2 separate regions of the Homo sapiens genome follow, and region 2 is linked to region 1. A link is a contact called in ENCODE Hi-C data. All regions are on one chromosome and are shown on one strand. Each heading gives the region's core, a stretch centred on a gene start or an enhancer-like site at or near the end of the contact. The rest is flanking DNA. Distances are from core to core; before and after follow the strand shown.

Region 1 (2,700 bases), core at 176-2,675:
CAAACCCCTGTTGCATGATTGCGCCCATGTCATGCCCTCCCAGTGCCCCTCTCTTGTCATCTGTGAAATAACAGCCATGTCCTGTGGCTGCAAAAGGCTGAAGTGGGGTCATGCCTGTGAAGGCAGTGCTGGCACACAGGGAAAATTCGGGGCGACCACGTGTGGGGTTGCTGAGGTTCTGCCCCGTGTCCTCATATACAATGAGGGGTTCTGGAAACACCTCCTAAGACCTTCTCCAGCTTCCCAGGATACCCACCCATTATGCATCTGAACTGTGGGGTCTACACATTACCTGTTCCAATGGGAAAATCCATTTCACAAATCACAAAGCAAAATCCTGCTTCTGGGTGAAAAACGTTAAAGTAGTACAAAAACATAGTTGATTTTAGAAACAGAATGGATTCCTTTAAATTTGTAACTGAATATGACAGATTTTAAGAGGAAAATGATTTTAAAATTCCGCAGTCCCATTTCCCTGGATTCTGGGGTTTCAGAACTCCCGTGTGTTTTTAAGAAGCTGCCCTGCTCTCCGCATGCCTGGGAAAACTCCGGACAGAGCCCTGGTGCAGCCTCTGGCTCCTGTGGTGACTCTGCCCTGTGAGCTGTGTGGCCTGGGCAAGTCCCTGATCCATTCTGGGTCTCCCTTTCTTTTTTGTTTTTGTATTGTGGCTTTTTTTGTTTGTTTGTTTGTTTGTTTGGGGGCTTTTGCTCTGCCGCCCAGGCTGCAGTGCAGTGGAGCAATCTTAGCTCACTGCAGCCTGGACCTCCCAAGCTCAAGTGATCCTCCCATCCCAGCCTCCTGTGTAGCTGGGACCACAAGTGTGCACCACCATGGCTGGCTAATTTTTTTTTTTTTTTGGTACACATGGGGTCTCATGATGTTGCCCAGGCTAGGTCTCCTTTTTTTTTTAAATCTGTAAGTGAGGACTTGAATGCACCAAGGTTCAGGAGACCTTTCTTCTGCGTCTGTAGGAGCTCACTGTTCTCAGTGGGATCTGAGGACCCACAGCATCTGCATCACCCACAGACATGTAGAGTTCCAGGCCCTGCACCCCAGACCTGCTGGCTAAGAATCTGCATTTTACCCCCACGAACGCCCAGGTGATTCAGCAACAGGTTCCCACTGGGGGAGTCCTCTTCCCAAAACCCTACCCGGCACTCCTGCCCCACCTCCACAGCTGCTACCATGTGCGCTTACCAAAAAGCTTGTCCACAAAAGAACAGATGTCGCCTCTCCAAGCAGAGGCGTCCTTGCCTGCCCAGGTCTCCACAGGGGGCTGTCCTCATGAGACCCATGCCAGGAAGCCCCTGTCCTTAAGAACTGCCCATGCCAAGCCCAGACCCCTCACCTGTGAAGCCGCTGGCCTGGCTTGGGCCCACAGCACTGACCAGAGCCAGCAGTGCCAGCCCCGAGGTCCTGAGCATCGTCCGGCAGTGGTGGCAGTACAGGGCTCTGGGCCTCTACCAAGAAGCCTGGGTCTCTGCTACGCCAGGGCTCATAGGGGCCTGAGCTGCCTGGACCTGGAGAAACGGCCTTTCTGTCCCCTGTGCTGCTGCAGGTGGCAATGACTTCAGAGGAAGCACCGCTGGGAGCAGTCCCTTATGCCTGCTCGTTAACACCCACCATTGCCATGGCCGTTTCCCTGGGGGCTCCTGCGTGTCACAGCCTATTCTGCTCCAAGCAGATGGCATCTTTTAGGAAAGGTGAGTACCCAAAAGCCCAGACCGCATCGCTGGATCCCATCTCGTTGTTACGCAGAAAACACATTTGAGACTCATATCTGAGTCTCTCCATCAACACGGAGTATTCTCTTACCCTATCGTTCTGAACTGGCAGAAGAAAACAGCATCAAATCAAAGTGGAACATCACGTTCAGAAAAGCGTCCTTCACACGGTTCCACAATGCACTTCAAAAGTCACAAAAATGTCCAGGTGCTTTGACCCAGTCCTCTCCTCCCGGAGCTTGGGCTGAGAGCACGAAGCTGTGGTCACAGGGATGTGCATTACCTATTATGACTTAAAGTGGGAAATTACATAATTGGACAGCCACAGGAGAGTGGGAGAGTAATTATTACAGAGCATCTGGATGCAGCATTACACGGGCGTTGAAATGCTCACCATGAAGTTTTAGTAGCACAAACAAATACTTAACAATGTGAAGTCAAAACAGCAACGCATGCAATTTCATCTCCATGAAAGTGACAACTCTGTACAGTTATATAAGCATGGAGAAAACTCCAGAAAGGGCCCTGGGACAGGAAGAAAACATTTTGAGGAGTGATAAGAATACAGGTGATTAATGTTTTATTTCAGTAGTCATCATGGTATATGTGAAGTAGATTTCTAAATCTCATGTTAAGTTCTTTCTAGCTCATGATGTTTTCATACTGCACCGTTGATTGCCTCTCACTTCTTAGTGTTGACTGCTGAAGCCCAATTTTTAACATTGGATGAAGAAGATCTTGTTGATTTTACTGAGGAAACATTCAGATGAATTAACAAAGATTCACGTTGGCTGCATGGTTCGGGAGCATAATTCCCTGGTGTTCTAGATACAAAACGATTCCTCCAGAAGGGACCTTCTCGCCTAACTCCCGCACCAACGTTGCTACCTCTTTTATTCTCTGTAGATTAATCTCTGAGATGATGAACTGCTGCATTTGCTTGGCTAATGACTAAATGTCAGATGCCATGACAAG
Region 2 (2,700 bases), core at 19-2,518, 650 kb after region 1:
GGGTACATGTGCAGAACGTGCAGGTTTGTTACATAGGTATACATGTGCCAATTCAGTCTAGTTTTAAAACTAACTCTTGCAGGACTGACATTCACCTTTTCTTCTGAAAGCGTTTTTCCCCCCAAACCCTGCTGGTATTTAAATTTGTTATGAATAAAAGAGAGAACATCTTGCCCTTTAGACCAAATGCACTGCTACCTACCAAAGCCCCTGAGCTGGGTGAGCAGGTGGGCGGCAAGGGCGCGAGGGAGGCGTGTCCACCGTGACACTGGGATTCCTGGCCGGCAACTGCGGTCCAAGGCTGAAAGATGACACAGCCATTTTAGGAGCCCTTTGGGACTGACACCGGTGGTGGAGGTAGAGGCGCGGTTAGCATCACTGGACTCTACTTCCCAGTAACAAACGTGATTTAAAATTTAACCAAATAACTTGGGCCATCCCAATTGCCCAGCTCGGCAGCACCTGCTGTGAGTGTTGGTGGGATGGGAGCGCAGGTCTCAGCTGTGCCCGGGCTCCTTCTGCCACCCCCGGGACTGTCCTGCCTCCCTTCGTCCACCGCACCCACTCCACGATCCCGGCCAACTACGATGGACCCCGAGGGTGCGTCAGCCCCACGCGCCGGGGAGGCCCCAGGCATGGCATCCACTGGGGCGGTGGGGGGGAACAGCGGGCAGGGGTCTTCCCGCGCATGCCCCATCTCGGCCCAGCTCGGAACCCCCTTTATTCAGCAGGATCGGCGAGAACTCCTTGAACCTTCCCTCCCCAGCGACCTCCGCAGTCTGACTTGGGTTTGCTTTCGCGCGTTCCCAGGAAATAGAAGTCGACGGAAAGCAGTGGTCGGCGTTCGGGTGGGCTCGTGGCCCGCGCAGCCGTGGATCTGAAACTTTCCCGGCGCCCTTCCCCGCTTACTAGAGTCCCTCGGAGACCTCCCCCGAGCCCCGTCCCCCACCCCTTCCCAACCTCTCCTGCAGGAAGGCCGCGGGTTAGGGGGATGTTTCTGATGCGTCATCAGGAGCCTGGGCAGCCTGGTGGGAACCAGAATCAGGCGTGCTCCGAGCCCGCCCATCAGCGCCCTTGCTATGATTATGATTATTATTATTGTTAGTTACTAGCAGCCGAGAAGGTGCCCCCGTCGTGCCCGTGCTCCGGAGCGCTAGTCTCCGCCACGAACGCCGCTCTCCCAATGCCCTTCTCCGCGCTCCTAGCGCGGTTACTGGGCGCTGCCCCCAGAAGCGACACTCACCGGTCCCTGCGCAGTGCTGGAGTGCGGCCTCCGCTCTCGCTTCGCCTCTTTCACCCCGCGCCCAGCCCCGCCCCGCGCCGCGAAGAAATGAAACTCACAGACCCTGTGCTGAGGGCGGCTCCGGGCGCAGAAACGAAACCTAGCTCCTGGCCCCGCACCTGCAGCACTTGCCTCGCGGGAACTCGCGGGAGACGCAGGTTCTCGGGCCCGAACCCAGGCCTGCTGAATCAGATGCTCGTTTCATCAGGCCCGTCTGAGGATCAAGGTGCTCCGGAGGCTCCCTAATGGCCCGGAGTCATCCAAGCCTGCACGTATCCTTGAACCTAGGCATGTCCTTCCCCCCGTCGGTTTTGAAAACAGATGCATTGGTAATTGGGGGTCTTCAGTTCCCTCCCAGGGCTCACTGGGATGATCCCAGCACCAGCAGGGACTCCCAGGCATTGTGTGCCAATGGCTGCAGAGCCCCTCTTGTCCCGAACTCCGTCCAGCACTCCCACCCCTAACCAGGCACACCCATACCATCTTCCTCCTTTCCCGTTTCCCCTTGCCCACTTCTAGGCCTCCCTGGAGTCTGGCTCATCTGGCCTCTCCAGGGTGGAAACGGGTGTGTGGAAGGAAAATAAAATAAAATAAATAAAATAGTAATAATAAAGCTTAAAATAATAAACATAACATAGGTAATAGTTGTCAGGCCAGGCCATCGCATCCCAGGCCAGGCCATCGCATCCCCTGTGACTTGCAGGTATACATCCAGATGGCCTAAAGTAACTGAAGATCCACAAAAGAAGTAAAAACAGCCTTAACTGATGACATTCCACCATTGTGATTTGTTCCTGCCCCACCCTAACTGATCAATGTACTTTGTAATCTTCCCCACCCTTAAGAAGGTTATTTGTAATTCTCCCCACCCTTGAGAATGTACTTTGTGAGATTCACCCCTGCCCACCAGAGAACAACCCCCTTTGACTGTAATTTTCCATTACCTTCCCAAATCCTATAAAACGGCCCCACCCCTATCTCCCTTCGCTGACTCTCTTTTCGGACTCAGCCCGCCTGCACCCAGGTGAAATACACAGCCATGTTGCTCACACAAAGCCTGTTTGGTGGTCTCTTCACATGGACGCACATGAAAACAGTTAACATTTAGTATAAGCTATTTAGAAGTAACACATAGGCTAAAATTTTAAGCAGCCCCTCCCAGCATTGTAACAAGTTGCAGATGCAAGCTTATCTCAAAAGCTTATCACCTGCCTCGGGACCCCAGCCTCCAACCCTAGTCCAGCTTGGAGGATGACTAGTCAATATAACTGAATTGCCAGTTTCCTCAGAATTGTCACGGGTTAAGTAATTTACTGTCTTTGTCTGAAACCTGTATCCTACCTTGTTTTTCCCATCTCAAACGACATATAAGCTAGCTGCTTTCTTTGTTGGGGTTGGCAGCCATTTTGGGCATGAGC

What was found. A loop is a pair of places that touch in the nucleus more often than their neighbours do. Pooled maps may share reads with other maps.
Region 2: a map of OCI-LY7 shows a loop between it and region 1 (5-fold over the local background). The contact joins the promoter of MX1 here to the promoter of UMODL1 in region 1. A Hi-C loop is called at or near these places in 1 of 168 maps with a recorded cell type or tissue (OCI-LY7), 8 of 37 single-sample maps with no recorded cell type and 8 of 50 pooled maps.

Annotation. Positions count from the first base shown.
Region 1 is chr21:42,070,042-42,072,741 of GRCh38, reverse strand. It overlaps UMODL1 (uromodulin like 1), which reads right to left and starts at 1,425. Exons shown (of 23, transcript NM_001004416.3): 1 at 1,350-1,425. The coding sequence starts at 1,425. RefSeq lists an enhancer at 1-238.
Region 2 is chr21:41,424,807-41,427,506 of GRCh38, reverse strand. It overlaps MX1 (MX dynamin like GTPase 1), which reads right to left and starts at 1,268. Exons shown (of 17, transcript NM_002462.5): 1 at 1,244-1,268; 2 at 203-301. RefSeq lists an enhancer at 1,162-1,601.